Linked DNA regions of Mus musculus: region 2 is linked to region 1. A link is a loop called in an ENCODE intact Hi-C map of the cell type or tissue named here. Cell type or tissue: heart. All regions are shown on one strand. Each heading gives the region's core, and the rest is flanking DNA. Links, peaks and the distances in the headings are about the cores only. Region 1 holds the start of Kif26b (kinesin family member 26B). Region 2 overlaps Smyd3 (SET and MYND domain containing 3).

Region 1 (8,335 bases), core at 77-8,076:
CTCACAAATTAAAATCATCAGCTTGGCAGCCCGCACACATGGTCATATGGCCCCAGAACACCAGTAGATCATATGCAAATATTGCCTGCATATTCATCAAGATGCCACATGGACAGTGTAAGCTGCTTTAATTATCTTTCAAGGAGAAACCCAGCCGCCTCTGGCACAGGCACTCGACTGGCTCCGTTGGCATGTTGCTGGCTGGACTGAAATGGAAATTAGTTCAAAGGAAAGATATTAAAAAGGAGTGGAATCTGTTATATTCTGTGTAGCAACTAGGAATTGCCAGGCTGATCTGGGGCTTTTATTTCTGACGTGTACTTTTAGGCTCTCCAACGCACAACGGCATAATGTATGTTGGCTATAAATTTTATGAGCCATTCATATTTGAGATATAAACAAAGAGGAAGCTAAATTGAATGCTGTGAAATACGAATGCACCATGAAGCACTCCTGAGGAAGTTTATGTGCCTTTAATAATTAAGTAACAAGCAAGGCGGATCATGGGTCCCATTCTCACTCCTTTGTATTTTTGTGATCATACAGGGACCAGAGACCGACCCTGTTCTCACCCAACGGTGTCAATGGGCTCAATTAACTACTCTTCATAGAAGGCATGTGCTGTTACAAGCCAATGTACAGTTACTTTTCATTCCTGACATAAGGGTCACTAAATGCAAGCTAAATCTTGAAGAAATACTACCAACATCCTTGAATTTGAAGAAATGAGAAACACGGCATAGGTCTGGCCCATTCCTCTTTGCAAAGGTTTAGTTGTATCACTGGGAATCTTCAGTTTAAGAGAAAGTGAAACTATAGCTAGTCTTGGCTAGTCTCCCCTTGAAACTGTGTAAGCCACACTCAGCTGGCGTGTGGCTCAGCGGTGGAGCACTTGTCCAGTGAGTATGAGGTCTCGGGTTTCACCACGGGGGTGGGGGGTGGGGGAAGAATTCTAAAGGCTTAAGGTATGCTGAAGAAACCCTTGACAATAGAATTATGGAGCAAGCACCTTAGATACAAAATCAAGATTTTCAACAAAAACAATGGTAAAAATGAACAAGAACACCAACCACAAACCAATTTAAAGCTCCTGAGAAGAACAATCAGCAGATCCCGGGGCACTCAGTACCCAGGAGAAAGGTTCTGCTGAGTCCAGTGGCTTGGCTGTAGAGTAAAACACTCTTCATGGTTTGAGATTGTACTTGCTGGGGTTCAGGGGTGTCTGGATGGAAAGAGAGCAGGGAAATCCTGGAGCAGAGCCAGCCACAGGAGGCTACCTTGAAGACTGCCATACATTCCTTCTGATTTTTAACTGGCATTCTGGAACAGAGAAGATCTCCAAGAAGTTTAGGAAAGATGACATGCAGATGGCGAGAGAGTGAACAGTGCTTTACCCTGCTGCAGGGGAGCTGAGCTCAGTCTCAAGTTCCACATGCTTGGAAAACTTGTGGCACTTTCTACTGAAACCCCAGAAGGGCCACATCTTAGTTATGAAGAACAAGTATCAGGACGGTTTTATTAGTTGTAAAGGAAATAACTCAATAGAGCTACCCTAACAAAGGAAGGGTAAAATGAAATTATTCTATGTTAAATAATTTAAGTAAAATGGATAGACACACACAGACACAGCCATACACACAGATACACACTGACACACACAGGCACACACATATACATACATACACAGGCGCATGTGCACACACACACACATACACACACAGACACACACACACAGACACACACACAGACACAGACACACACACAGACACACAGACACACAGACACACAGACACACACACACACACACACACACACACACACACACACACGGGAAATGTCCACCAGAGTAGAATTTAGGGGCCTGGTTCTACCTCCTAACCCCATGTTCCCAGAAATAAGACTCAGACTCAAAATATATTCACAAATACCTTGGCCATTTAGCTAGGATCTTCTATGACAAGAATCATAACTTAAGATAACACATTTATCTTAATATGCACACTGCCACATGGCTGGTTACCTGTGCTCAGGTATCAAGTACTAGGCTCCTCATATCTTCCAGAGTGAATCTCCTACCTGGCTCTATCCCAGAATTCTTTCTGCCTCCCAGATGTCCCACCTTCTATTTTCTGCCTAACCCATAGGCGATCAGATTTATTATTGACAGGCGCTACATCCATACAGACCTAAGATACTCCTTCTACAAGTGGTTAAACAGCAGAAACAAGAGCCAGTTGACATATAATGGATCGATGGAAATGATTTGGCCTGTAGAACAGGGAGAATATGCCCAAAGTGAGCCAGTAACCCATGTGTCATGACCTAAGAACATGAGGACAACATACACACTATTGGAGTCCCAGCAAGACAGAAAGACACAGAATGGGGTGGTAAAAAGATTTGAATAGGGCTGGTGAGATGGCTCAGTGGTTAAGAGCGCAGACTGCTCTTCCGAAGGTCCCGAGTTCAAATCCCAGCAACCACATGGTGGCTGATAACCATTCGTAACAAAATCTGATGCCCTCTTCTATTTGAGGACAGCTACAGTGTACTTACATATAATAAATAAATAAATCTAAAAAAAAAAAGATTTGAATAAGTAGTAGTTACCCCCTGGAGCTCGTGTCTCTAGCTGCATATGTATCAGAAGATGGCCTAGTCGGCCATCAGTGGAAAAAGAGGCCCATTGGTCTTGCAAACGTTATATGCCTCAGTATAGGGGAATGCCAGGGCCAAGAAATGGGAGTGGGGGGGGGAGGGGAGTGGGGGGGAGAGGGTATGGGGGACTTTTGAGATAGCATTGGAAATGTAAATGAAGAAAATACCTAAAAAAAAGTCTCAAACCTGGTGAAAATTTTATAGATCAACTTTATGGTCAACTGAATGAGAAACGCTCTCCATAGGCTCATGTATTTAAACACTTGATCCCCAGTTGGTGCCACTGTTTGGGAAGGTTATAGAACCTTTAAAGGTGGAGCCTTGCTGGAGAAAAGGCATCACTGGGGGTGGGAGGAGGGTTTGAGGCTTTGTGTGCTGGCCTCACTTCTTTTCTCTCTGCTTCCTGCGTGGGAATGAAGTGTGATCTATCGGTTGTTCACACCACCATGCCTTCCCCATAACTTCCTCAGAAACTATAGGCCAAAATGGCCTCTCTTCCTTCTAAAGTTGCTTTGGTCAGGGTATTTTGTCATAGCAACAGAATAGTAACTAATACACACTTCCAGGTTCTAGGAATTCAGCAAACTCTAAGTAGAATGAACACAGACCCACACCCAGAAGCATCTTTGTCAAACTCCCAAGAAAGAAAAATGTAAAGAGAAGATCTTCAAAGCACCCAGGGAAAAAAGGAACACATACCAGACCAAGGAACACCCATGACGACGACAGGTCACCTCTACCCAGGTCGAAGGCAGAGAAGTCGTTCTAAAAACACTAAAAGTACCACTGAGAATTCTACATCCAGTTAATCGAGTCCTTAAATGGAGAGGCAAGGTAGATAAGCAAATCTGAGAGTATTTGTTGCAGCAAGGAGAGGCTGGAGAGATGGGTCCTCTTGCAGAGGACCTGGGTTCAGTTCCCAGCACCCACATGACAGCTCACAATCTGCAGCTCCAGATCTGGTAACCATCTTCTGGCCTCTGCAGGCACCCGCTGTGCACATGGCACTCCCCCCCCCCCCCCGTCTCTCTCTCACACACACACACCCTGGCAAAAACACTTATAAAATAAACACAAATAAATCAGAAAGAAAGAAAGAAAGAAAGAAGGAAAGGAAGGAAGGAAGACAGGCAGCCAGGCAGGTAGGCTAAAGGGAGTTCTCCAGGCTGAAAGAAAAGAATTTAGCTGGAATTTTGGTTCTCCAGGAGGAGAAAAATCCAGACTTGCAACAAACAAACAAACAAACAAACAATCCAAAACCAACCAACCAACCAACCAAACAACCAACCAACCAAACAAACAAAAAACCTGGGTAAATACATGAACAGAACCATATTTTCATAGTTCTATGGGAAGACAGATTGTTTAACACATAATTTAAACAATCATATTGAGGATTTTTTTAATGTGTAGATTTAAACCATTAGCTCAAAGGACAGAGGTAAAATAGACTTGGGACTGCCAAAAGTGTACATTTTAATGAAGTCTGCCATGCTACTTCTGAACAGCCCAGGCTAAGTCAAAGATTCATATGAGAGTCATTAGAGCTAGGGGCTCAGTCAAAGGACCAGAGAATATGAAAACATTATTCAATTAAAAAGAAAGGCAAGTGGGGGGGGGCGTGTAAGACAGCAAAATAGGAAACAGACCCATGCAAACAGTAACAGGAAACCCCAAACCATGTTAAGCCAAACACAAAAGATATTCGGATTCTCTAGACCAAAAATAAATAAATAAATAAATAAAAATAAAAAATCAAGATCAGTCAAAAGTGAACTGTGGTGATGGAGGCCGGAACAGTAACTGCTAATTGTTAATGTGGGGTGGGACTGCTGGGAAGGGGGGGGGCGGGTCAGTGAGAAGAATTTACACCTTAATTTGGGGACTATATTAGATTGTATATATATATATATATTAGATTGTGTATGTATATATATTATATATATATTATATATATTAGATTGTATATATATATTAGATTGTATATATATATTGTATATATATACATATATAGATATATTCGTGTATGTATTTATTTATAGAAACTCATGGAATTTTACACTTAAATTTTATGCATTTCACTGTATGTAGATTTTACATCAACTCTCTTGAGGAGCCGCCATCTATAAAATTTCACCAACAGAGGGCGCTCCGAGCCCATCAAACGCCGGGGACCGAAGATATTTTGAGATGCACATCAGATCTCAGGGCTCATCATTCTTCAGGACGAATCGTGCAGCTCCGCAATGGCTCTCCCTTCGACACCCCACCTTTCCCACTTCGGGCTTCACGGGCTCGTCCATTTCACCTGGCCACATGCTGCTTTGAGGCTGATAAGCCGCGCGTAGCTAATGGCGACGATATTTTCCGCGGCACCTAGGCAGAATACAGATGCGGCTGCAGTTGGGCTGCCTGGAGGCTACCAGTCCCCCTAAGGTCTTCGGCAGATATGATCGCGTTGAAATTGGAAGTAGGAACGTAATGGAAACTTCCACAGTGTTCTCAACATCTTCATTTTGACCTTCTCGCCTCGCTTTAGAGGCTATGAAATATCCGGGGTGCACCAGCTGCAGAGGGCGCTGGGCGGGGATGGCGATGCCCGGGAGGCGCCGAAGGTTCACACAGGAAGACAGGAGGGGGGGGCGTTGCCCCGGGTTCTAGCACCCCAATTGTTGTATTCTGCCCCCTCCTTTCTCTTGCATATGTTGAAGGAAGACAGCGACTAGGGAAGCCCGAAATGTCCTCCTGCCCCCGCCTAGCCCCAGGCCAGGTCTTTCCGGGGTACCCAGATGCCATTACACCACACGTGATCTCCGCGCCCGGCTGGTCCCGCAGGAGGCGTCTCGTGGGGTGTTAATTAAAGGTCACAACAAAATAGACCTGCCGGCTCACCAGAAGAAATGTCCTCCCGGGAAATGAAAAATGACACCCCGGAGCAGCCACGTGTGGAGCCCGGCGTACGCCGGCTTCCTGCGCTCCTGGGCGCTGCGCCGGGCGGGGGACGGGAATCAGACAGCGGGCGACAGCTGGGTGCTCTGGAGATCCCACAGGTCCGGGTGCTGGCAGGCAACCGTGCAAAGGGGCAAGGGGACGATCCCAGTCCCCGAGGTCGATCAGCTCGCGCCACACCCCCTCTCCAGGCCCGCGCAGTCCTTCCGCGCGCGTTCGGCGCGACCAATCCCTCAGTTTCCCCAGCCTGGCAGCTACAGGCTGGGTCTCGGGCTCACCTGTGCAGGTCTCGGGAGGTTTTCCCTTCATTAACAGGGGCTTGGGCCCGTGGGCGGGCGCGGGAAGGGGGGCTCAAGGCTCCCGGTGCTCAAATCGGGGTCCAGGGGAGGAGGGTCCCCTGGCCCGCTGGGGCTAGGAGGGCGAATCAAGACAAGGTTTGCCAGGCAGGTCTGGGAGAACAAAGGGCGGGGGGGTTGGTCCCGGCCTGTTTGCGGACTTGTTTGTGACTCAATCCGTTTGCACGGCTTTTCAAAGGCAGACCTGCACGCCTTGCCAGGAAGAGACCAGCTCTCGGGGAGGGGGGCGGGGAGGCCTGGGTGCTGCGTTTCAGCGCAGCTCGGCCGACTCCGAGCTACAGGCTCGCGCGCTGGATAGCACCGGAGCCCGGGGCTGTGGGCCCCTCGCCAGCAACTTCCCCGCCCGGAGCCAGATTTACGACCCCACCCCCGCCCCGGCTGCGCCTGGCGATGCCAGGCCCAAGCGCCGCGCCGTAAATGGATCGCGGCAGGCGAGGCGGCGGCGGCGGCCCGGCGGGCTCCGAGGCGGCGGGGCTGAGGTTCCCTAGGCTCCGCGCTGCTCCCGGACGGACACACGCGTCCTGACCGCGGGCTGCTCTCCGGCCGCGTACAGCCGCCCTCTCCTTGCCCTGCGCGCAACTGTCAGGAGAAAACGGGACGGCGCATATTGGCTCGGCGACACGCCGTGGCTCCTCCCCGAGTCTGGATCCTTATATTTTGGGAGAATTTCTTTGAACTCAGTTAGCGAGCTCGGGGAAGGAGGCAAGTTCCCACCGCCGGCTCGGCTCGGCGAGGGCTCGCCCACCTTCCCTGCAGCCTCCCTGCGTCCTCGCCGCCGTCCTCCTCCGTTTCGGCCCCGCTAGAGGAGAACGCGCGCTGGCCGGGTGGAGGAAAATGCTAGCGATCTGGATGTGACCGCGAAGAGAGGACGCGTGGCTGGAGGAGGCAGAGAGATGAGAAGACCCATTATTTGAGAACCACCAGCCGTTCCAACCTTTCCTGCAAATTGGTGCTATTACTTCTGGGGTCCATTTGCTTTCATTCTTCCCAACCCCCCATTAAGAAATCTTGACTTGAGGACCAACCCCTACCACGAGGGGGGACGCGTCTGGGTTGGCAGACCTTTTGGATGTAGCCTTGTGGGAACATTTAGACCCTTTCCTCTGGAAGAGCCACCATGAATTCGGTAGCCGGAAATAAAGAGAGGCTTGCGGTCTCCACCAGGGGCAAGAAATACGGGGTAAGTTGTGGCGGTGTCCACGAGGAGATGCGTTTCCAGGGACTCATCTGAGTGGGTGTCCTCTGCTTCCCGGGAGCCGGCGGCGGATGCAGGGTCCCCAGCTCTCGGGTGCACCGGCGTCCCCACGGCCGGCGGGGTCGTGCGTGCATGGAGGCGGGTCTGCAGCTCGCCTGGCTACGGGAATGTCTTCAGCCCTTGGTTCCTCCCTTTCCTCACACCCTTAACTTTTGCAGTATTTCGGGACTTGCAGACAGAGTTAAGCCGAGGGGGAGCATTTCCCAGGAATTCCTCTGCTCTTCCCTCGGATCGCTGCCCTGGAGCGGGGAGCCCGTTTGCTTTACCTGCAGGACCTGGGGTGGGGGCTGTTCCCCGAATGAGTAAACATCCAGAAGTCACAGTCACCCACCCTGCGATAGGGTGTTCTAGGACTGTGTACCTAGGCCCTTGCTGGGGTGGGTACCGGGTTTGAAAGAGTAGGGCGCTGGATTTCTGGGTGTTCTCGCAGAAGCTGCAGGATATCCACACCCCGCAAGCTCTTGTGCTGACCCCAGGAGGAATGGAGGGGGACCTGCGTGCGGGTCACTCTGGCGAGGGTGGGTGGGACAGGACTTCCTTAAGGATTGGTCACTTGAAGGATGGAGATAGATGGAGGGCAGGTTTGCATCAGTGCGGGCAGGACGGCGACCCCCCCCCCCCACCAGCCCTCCGCCGCACGGGGGACTGATGGCTCTACAGGGCCTGACGCCGCGCGTCTCTCCGGCAGGTGAACGAAATGTGCTCGCCCACCAAGCCCTCAGCGCCCTGCTCTCCTGAGAGCTGGTACCGCAAGGCTTACGAGGAGTCGCGCGCCGGCAGCCGGCCCACCCCGGAGGGAGCAGGCTCTGCGCTGGGCTCATCGGGCACCCCGTCCCCGGGCTCGGGCACCTCGTCCCCGAGCTCCTTCACCGGCTCTCCGGGACCTGCATCTCCGGGCATTGGTACCAGCTCGCCCGGCTCTCTGGGCGGCTCACCCGGCTTCGGCACCGGCTCCCCTGGCTCGGGCAGCGGCGGCGGCTCCTCCCCCGGCTCCGACCGCGGCGTCTGGTGCGAGAACTGTAACGCCCGCTTGGTGGAGCTGAAGAGGCAGGCTCTCAAGCTGCTGCTGCCGGGACCCCTCCCGGGAAAGGTGAGCTACTGCGGGGTGCTCTGCGGG
Region 2 (8,335 bases), core at 141-8,140, 430 kb after region 1:
ATATACACTTGTGTTTAGAAGTCTATGTGAAAATTATTACTTTTATCCGTTTACTTCTATATACACACACACACAGAGGAAACTTGAACATATTCTACCCTATTTTTTTTCAGTTTCTGGAACAGGGTCTCTCTACAAGGCTATGGCTGTCTTGTAATTCACTGTGTAGACAAAACTGGCCTCGAACTCATGGAGATCCACCTGCCTCTGCCTTTCAGGGGCTGCCTGGGATTCCATTCTTCTTTTGGAAAGCTCCTGCTTCCAATGTTGACATCTTAACCATCAAAACCACCTGAGAATAGGCAAAGCCAAGTCGCCAGTGGCATTTTGGACTCGTCTTTTTAATTTATTGTAATGGTTCTGCTCTATCACGAGTAAGACTTCTCACGACATGCCACAGAATCACATTTACCCACATAAACACATTGGCAATTTCTACAGAAGGTCCACACAGCAAACACCACAGAGCGTGTGACCTCAGTAAGGCGTTCGATGGAGGGCGCGCCACCTTCCCCGTCCTTCTGGGGGTCCTTAGGAGGCTCGTATGTTGGCATCACATTCTTCCAGGAGAAGAATCAAATCTTCAATCAGGCTGTGCTCTCGGCCGTGGGTCACTTTCATAATGTCAAAGGCCTAAGGAGAAAGGACAGGTGACTGATTAATGCCTCAAAACAGACAGGTCCCTCTCTGGCTTCTCACGGTTTCCCAAAGGCCTAGGAGTCCTGTGGCCCACAGGCGAGCAACCAGTCTTTAAGGAGTAGGCAGCACTGTGGTTGACAAAGCCAGAATACAGGTGGCATGGGTGCTACCTGGGTGTTTAGAAGGCGGACTCCACACTGGGCATCCTGGGGCGGATATGATCTTCAGTGACTATACTGATACACAGGGTTAGGTGGCTAGTGGAGGGTTTTAGTCATTCTCACTAAGGCCATTATGTTGAGCAAAAGAAGAAATGGTGTGCTGCTTTTATGCTACTTTTTATTTTATGTTGGGGGTGGGGGGTATGCCTGTGTCGAGGTGTGCTTATGGGAGTCAGAGGACAAATGAGGGAGCTGGTTCTCTCCTACCCTGTGGATTCCAGAGATAGACCGCAAGCTGCCATTTTGGTGGCAAGCTCTCTCACATGCTGGGTTGTCTCACTAGCCCATGGTAATTCTTTTTCTTGCATCTTATGCTCACCTCCAGGTTCTTAATGACTATATACAACATGTGTATAGTTAACATTCTCTTCCAGGGATGTGCTAGCATGGTGTTGACATTTTGACAGTCCCTTCCTTAGGCTTCCATGCTCAGCCTTTTACTAAGTCTTGACATTCAACCTCTAGAACTTAAAAAAAAAAAAAAAAAAAAAGGATGGAGCTTGTGAATCCTCCAGGACGAGAGCACAGCAGAAATAAAGTTAGCAACCTAGAGGCAAGAAGTCTCTGCTTTAGTCACTAGCATTTGCTTCTGGGACAGCAGCTTCCAAACCCTGAGAAAGCCCAAGCCAGATGCTGAGGCCACATGTGGGCAGCTGTGGGTGACTAACTCCTAGAGAGGCTTTAGATGACCTCAGCATCCAAGCAGAAGCCAGCCAGGCACTGTGGAAAAGCTGGAGACCCATTCCTGCTGTCTTAGGATTTTACTGCTGTGAACAGACACCATGACCAAGGCAACTCTTATATGGACAACATTTCATTGGGGCTGGCTTACAGGTTCAGAGGTTCATCAAGGCAGGAGCATGGCAGCATCCAGGCAGGCATGGCGCTGCAGGAGCTAAGAGCTCTACATCTTGTTCTGAAAGCAACTAGCAGAAGGCTGGCTTGCAGTCTGCTAGGACAAGGGTCTTAAAGCTCACATCCACAGTGACACACCTACTCTAACAAGGCCACACCTCCTAACAGCGCCATTCCCTGGGCCAAGCATATGCAAACCACCACACCTGCTGTGTTCAATCCCAATTCCTGGCTCAGAACTGTGAACATAATCTTATTGTTCTTCACTCTCCTGAGTCTTTGGATGGTTTGCTATGGAGAGATGAATGACCCGAGCAGCAGCACCATGTACTGTTCAATGGAAGGCAGGATGTGGAGAGGGGAAGGAATGCAAAGCTACTGTATCCGGTGTGACTGTGCTCTAAAGACCCTTTATGGGGTGGTGCTGGTGGCTGTGAAGCACCAGGCAATGGACTCCAGGACAACCTGATACCCCCACACCCCACTGAGGACAGGCGCAGTAACTCCCAGAAATCACAGCCATTGTCTGCTACTTGGTGCTAATCTAAAGTCAGCATGATTCACCCTGTACAGGTGTGAACAGCTCTGCTGCGTCTGTGGATATTATTTTATAAACCACTCTTGAAGAGTTAGGTCACTTCCAGCTGACTTACATTATGATAGGACACAGATCTTTCAGTCTCTGGGTTCGCTCCTGGTGCTACTGTTGTCGTCGTGTGTGCGTGTGTCTCTTTTGCTTTTACTCTGCTAGGCATTTGTTGGGACAAATCCTCCTTGGCTGCAGAGACTTTGGAGCTGGAAAGCACTGAGAGGTCTCACAGTGAATCCCCTCTGTCCACACGACATCATCAAGTCAGACGCCCTGGCCTCTACAGAGAGGAAGACTGAAGGCAGGGCGAGAAAGCCTTAGACTGGTGGCTGCTGTTAGCCTGTGCTCCTGGCTTCTCTTCGGGTTTCTGTAAAGGTGTTCTCTGTCTGACTGTCTATCTGCCTGCCTGTCTCTCCCTCAATCAATCTCTCTTTCTCTCTCCCTCTCTCCCTCCCTCCTTCCCTCCCTCCCTCCCTCCCTCTCTCAACCTGTGTGAGTGTGTGTGTGTGTGTGTGTGTGTGTGTGTGTCCATGTTGGAGGGGCAGAAGATGTGGCTATGGCTAGATGTTAGGAGAAAAAGAAAATTGAAAGTAGTCTGTCTACTGTCTGTCTATCTGCCTGCCTGCTGCCTATCTCTGTCTCTCTCTGCCTTTCTCCCTCAACCTGTGTGTGTGTTGGGGGGGGGGGTGGCAGAGAGGCAGGAGATAGGGTTACAGATCAATGTTGGGAGAAAATAAAAGGACATTTGAAAATGGCTCTGGACTGACACTGGCAGTCAGGCCCACAGGAGGGGCCAGGACAGATGCAGGGAACTTGTTTCTTGTTAATCTGCACAGGTCTGTCCTGCAGTGACTGCACACATATCCCAAGGCAGGGCTTGCTGGAATAGTGGGGAAGAGCAGGAGCTGCCCCACCTTGCAGGCAGCCAGGCTCTGGGAGAAGATTAGAGAGCAACATCTGGTGCCTCATGTTTTATTCTCTTTTCCCTGCTCCGCCCTGGGCCCTCTGCTGCGCTGGACATGCCGGGGTCTGAGACAGGGACCCGAATGATGGGGTCACTATAGAGGATTCTGGATCAGAGAGAACCTTCATGGCAAGTTCTCTGACTTGAAAGCCACTGTGTCTATCTGGTCCCTTTCTACTTATCTCGGGCTGGCTGTGCTTGTGATTTGCTGAGGATAAATGTTCTCTGCTAGAGCCCCTGCATCTCGACTTGAGAAAGGGCTCAGCTGCCACAGCGCCCTCTGCTGGCTTCTTCTCATAGCTCCTGAGCAGAGAAGCTTTGTCTGATGGCTGTGTTTCAGGGGTTCTCTACCTAGAGAGGGACCTGGATTTCTCTATAACTTGACCGACAGCCTAATGACAATGCTGGCTTCTTGTCACCCTGGCAGTGGAAGGCTGATCTGTGTTTCCCCAAGCATGTGTGTAGAAATAAGAGCTTAGTTATAATTAATAAACAAGATTTTCTCTGAGTGATAGTCATATACAGAAGAGAAATTGAGAATAAGAAAAAGAAAAAAAAAGACTGGTAAGTCTGCCAGTGACTTCCATGTGTCTGAAGGTGTCAGTGATTTGACATGAATGGGCAGGCCTGGTGATGGAGGACGAGATCTGGTTCTGGAATGGGATGCCACTTGTGTCTGTCATGGTCCTGGGGCAAATATGTGCCTGGGATGGAAGGGAGCCCTGAATGGGCTCGGGGACTGCCTCCTCTCACCTCGACCCCCCAAACGAAGCTGCAGTAAATCTTGGGCAAGCCATAGCAATGGTAGCTGGGAACTGAGGCTCTCTGCCTTCAGCGCCTCCCAAATGCTACACATGTGCACGTCAGAGGGGACAATTCCAGTTTAATTTCCTGTAGTGGAGTATAAAACAGATTAAGGAAATTTAAACTGGAGCAGGCTTGGTTTGGGAAAAGCTTCTCTCTTGCCATTAAATTTTATTTTTTAATGGTAGCATTTAAAAGGAGCCTGCATGCAGTCTCGCACGGAGGACTCATTTGAAGCCTCCAGCGGGATGCGCTACACCCCCGTTCGGATTCCGAATGTTACACTGGAAATGGCAATGTAGACAGTCAGCTGCTTGAGAGGCAAAGGGCTCTCTGAGAAATAAAGAAAAGGCTCCCACGACACATTTCCATCTCATCACATCTTTAAAAAAAAAAAAAAAAAAAAACAACGTAATTTTAGAATTGTGACCATGTATTAAATAGAATGAATGAGATCAAATTATGATTTAAAGCTGGAAACAATGTGGCTTTCTTATTAATTTTTAATATAAGTATATTAAGTTTATCAAGGATCTCATATGCTTTCTACTGTGAGCCCGGGGAATGCAATAAATGACTTCCCCGAGCATGATTTGAATATGGATACAAAAATCAGAAGGAAAAGAAACACATGATAAGAGCCTGTGTATCGGGTCTCCACAGCGGGACACGGATGAGTTTCCTTCTTCTGCCCATCCCAAGATGAAAGCCATGTGTGGGCTAGGGGAGGTGGACGTGGCATTCAGTAGGGGACATCAAGCAAAGCTGTGCCCACAGGCGGCTCCAGAGCCACTGATTGAGGCAGGCAGCAGGAAACGCCAACGTCTCCGAGGCCCCATGTGAGCTCAGAAGCTTCCCTGCAGACCCCACACCACTCTACAACATCCCAGACCCACTCTAAGTGTCAGGTACCCTGAGGGCTACGCTCCAGGGAGGCTAGATATCCTTGGAGGGATCACCTGTTCACTCATGTACGCTACACTGACAGGCAGTTCCAGGGACTAGGTCAGGGCCATTGCTGTGGGAGGGTCTCTGGCCTTGTCAGACAGCTTGTGCCTATGCATCATCACAGAGAAAGCAGACTGCTGGGGTGCCCACAGGAGGGGCTTCCAGACATGGTCAGTGGCAGAAACCAGGCCAGAAAGAGCTGCTGTTGTTGGGGACGGAGTGACGGCCCTGGGGTTAAGAACCCTGAACTATTATTCTTGCAGAAGACATCAGTGCCATTCCCAGCACCCATAAATCAGCCCACAACTGCCTGTAACTCCAGTTTCAGGAGATTTAGTGCCTTTCTCTGACCCCCATGGGCACTGCACACATATGGTTCACACACATACATTCAGGCAAAATGCACACCCATGTGCGCACACACATTATTGTGTTATTATCTTTAATCTGTCAACATTTAGAAATACTTATTTGTTTTATATGCCGGGTGTTTCGCCGGCATGCATGTGTGTACACCTCCATGTTTACCTAGTTCCTTTAGAAGCCAGGGGAGGGCAATGATCCCCTGGAGTTACAGACGGTGTAAGGTACCATGTGAGTGTTGGGAATTAACCTGCAAGAGCAGTGGATGTTCTTAACTGTGAGCAATCTCTTCAGAACCAACCCAATCAATATTAACACAGTGCCAGAGACTCTGAAGGAGTCGTACTTTCCCAAGACCTTGGTGTCATCGAAGGAAAGCACACCTCTGGTTGCACTGTGCTATGTGACATACCACACCAGACAGAGGTGGGGGGATGGAGCCTTGATTTTGTTTCCAAGTACTGTTATTGATTTCTAATTTGATTCTGCTGAGGCCAGAGCATTTATCTATCTCTTACACTTATGAACCATTCACATTAATTGATTATTTGACTAATGGCCCAGAATGTGTCCTGGGTTCTCCTGTGACATGTGTTCTTCACGTAAACATCACTAGTGGTAGTAATAAATTTCCCTCTCTCTTTGTCGATATTCTGTCTGTTTGTTCTTATGAATTGTAGACACAGGCTTCACGTTTACCTATACTTGTGGTTTTCTGTTTTCTTTCAGGTCTACAGGTTTGGTTTGGTTAGGTTCTGAGACAGAGTCTTGCTATGCTACCCAGACTGGCCTTGAATTTGCTAGGGTGGCCAGTCTGGTCTCCAACTAGTAATCCTCCTGCCTCAGGCTCCATGGCAGAGCTGTACCAGGTTTTGTCTGTACTGTTTGAAACTGTGTGCTTTGATGCAGCTATGTTTAGTGTTGTTGCATCTTATGGGTAGACTGACTACATTTCCATTCTAGGTCCTTCATCTCTAGTAAGAAGTCTACTCATGATATTAACATAGCCACTGAAGCTATTTTTTATAATATTTTCATGATGTATCATCTCTTTTTATTTTCAGTCTGTCCATAGCATTATGTTTAAAGAGTCTCTTACAGACAGCACATACTGGGTTACTTTCAAATATATCTGCTCTACTAAATTTTGCCTTCCAGAGTATTTACAGCAGGGGCTCTCAGCCTTCCTGATGCTGGAATCCTTTAGTACAGTTCCTCATGTGTGGTGCCCCCCCCCAAACATAAGATTATTTTTGTTGCTACTTCATAACTGTAATTTTGCTACTTTTATGGATTGCAATGCAAATATCTGTATTTTCTGATGGTCTTAGGCAATCCCCGTGAAAGGGTTGTTTGACTCCCAAAAGGGCCATGACCCATAGGTTGAGAACTCTTGATTTAGATCATTTATATAGACATTTATATTTATATTTATTTATATAGACATATATATTTATATATGTACTTATATATATTTATATAGACATTTATATTTACAATGTAATTAATACTACATTAGTTTTACATTTTATTTTTTGTTTGTTCTTTCTACCTGTTTTGATGTGTCTTTTTTTTTTTTTTTTTTGGAATCCCCTTGTTTTGCCATATCTCTTTTAGCATGTCATTTAAAGGTCTATTTAGTCTAGGCTGGCCTTGAACTTGCTATGTAGGTAAGAATGACCTTGACCTTGCCATCCTGCTGCCTCTACCTCCCCAGCACTGAGATTACAGGAGAGCACCACCACACTCATGTAATGAGATGCTAGAGATCAAAGCCCTGGCCTTGTGTGAGCCTCGCAAGCTCGCTACCAACTGAGCCACACGGCCTTTCCACCCTGTAGTGCCTTTGAGTACATTCCTTTACACGGCGTTTAAGAAGTGGTTGTTTTAGACCACCCCTCCTTCCTCATTATAGTCCACTGGTATCTTCACTTTTACCAGGTGGAATCACAGAGAGCAACGTCCCTTCTCTCTACCTTTATCCCCAACCCCAAATCTAAGTATCCAGCTATTGCACCACAGACTTCTAGAACCACCTCAGCCAGTGTCTGGCTTCCTTCAACTATCAACATGGAAAACTGAAGAGAAGGAAATTCTACTCATTCAGACTTTTGTTTATTGTAGCCTTTCTTCCTGATGCTTCAAGATTTCTTCCTGTGTTATTTTTCTTTTGTTTTAGAGGCGTTGGGGTGGCAATTCTTTTAGGTGAGGCCTGATGGTGCCAAGTTTTTTTTTTTTTTTTTCGTTTTCCTATAGCTGTGAACAGCTTGGTTTCCTTTCCAGCGCTTGAACGATGTTTTTGCTGAATTTGGGTTTGGGGACTAACAACTCCTTTCCCCAGACACACTTGAAGACAAGGAGCTATTCTGTGGGGTTTCTGGTTCAGGTGTTTCTTCCCCTCTCAGCAAGGAATCATTTCATCCTCTGCTACGCTGAGTATTTGTTTTGGGTTTCATTTTTATTTGAGTAATGAATCTGGGCGAGAATGCCTTCTGGTTTTAATTTGGGGGAGGGGAGCATTTACTTAGCTTTTTATCTCTTGCCAAATTCAGGTAGTTTTCCATCACATAGGAAAACAATTACAATAATATATGTAATTCATATTTTAATATAGACTTTAAAAAAACTTTACCATGTTAGTTGGCTAGTTTTATGTCAACCTGATACAAGTTAGATTTGGGGACAGGAGTCCTCAGTTGGGAAAATGGCCTCATCAGATTGGACTGTGGGCAAGCCTGTGGGGCATTTTCTTCATGGATGACTGATGTGGGAGTCCAGTGTGGGTCCTGAGTTGTATAAGGAAGCAAACTGAGCAATCCAGGAAGAGCAAGTCAGAGCAATTGACTTCTGCTCCAACTTCTGCCCAGGTTCCTGCTCTAAAATCCTGCCCTGGTTTTTCTTGGCGTTGAACTTACAAGCTGTAAGGTAGAATAAACCTTGCCTCTCCAAGTT

Evidence for each region. A loop is a pair of places that touch in the nucleus more often than their neighbours do. Peaks named below come from ENCODE experiments on the same cell type or tissue, not always from the same donor. Only the 100,000 strongest peaks of a DNase experiment are listed, where the experiment ranks them.
Region 2: it touches region 1 in a loop (8-fold over the local background); 25 of 42 quality-filtered maps call a loop at or near these places.

What each region holds. Positions count from the first base shown.
Region 1 is chr1:178,522,483-178,530,817 of GRCm38, forward strand. It overlaps Kif26b (kinesin family member 26B), which reads left to right and starts at 6,643. Exons shown (of 15, transcript NM_001161665.1): 1 at 6,643-7,143; 2 at 7,907-8,308. The coding sequence starts at 7,081. In heart, for the core only: a CTCF peak has its summit at 4,820 (motif pointing right); DNase peaks (open chromatin) are centred at 4,939, 5,679 and 6,149; H3K4me3 peaks cover 3,338 bases; H3K27ac peaks cover 3,214 bases.
Region 2 is chr1:178,956,930-178,965,264 of GRCm38, forward strand. It overlaps Smyd3 (SET and MYND domain containing 3), which reads right to left. Exons shown (of 12, transcript NM_027188.4): 12 at 1-633. The coding sequence ends at 532. Among named protein-coding and RNA genes, the nearest start is that of Gm46249, 190 kb to the left of the region's middle. In heart, for the core only: a CTCF peak has its summit at 3,554 (motif pointing left); no DNase peak of the experiment used is centred there; H3K27ac peaks cover 1,469 bases; H3K27me3 peaks cover 291 bases.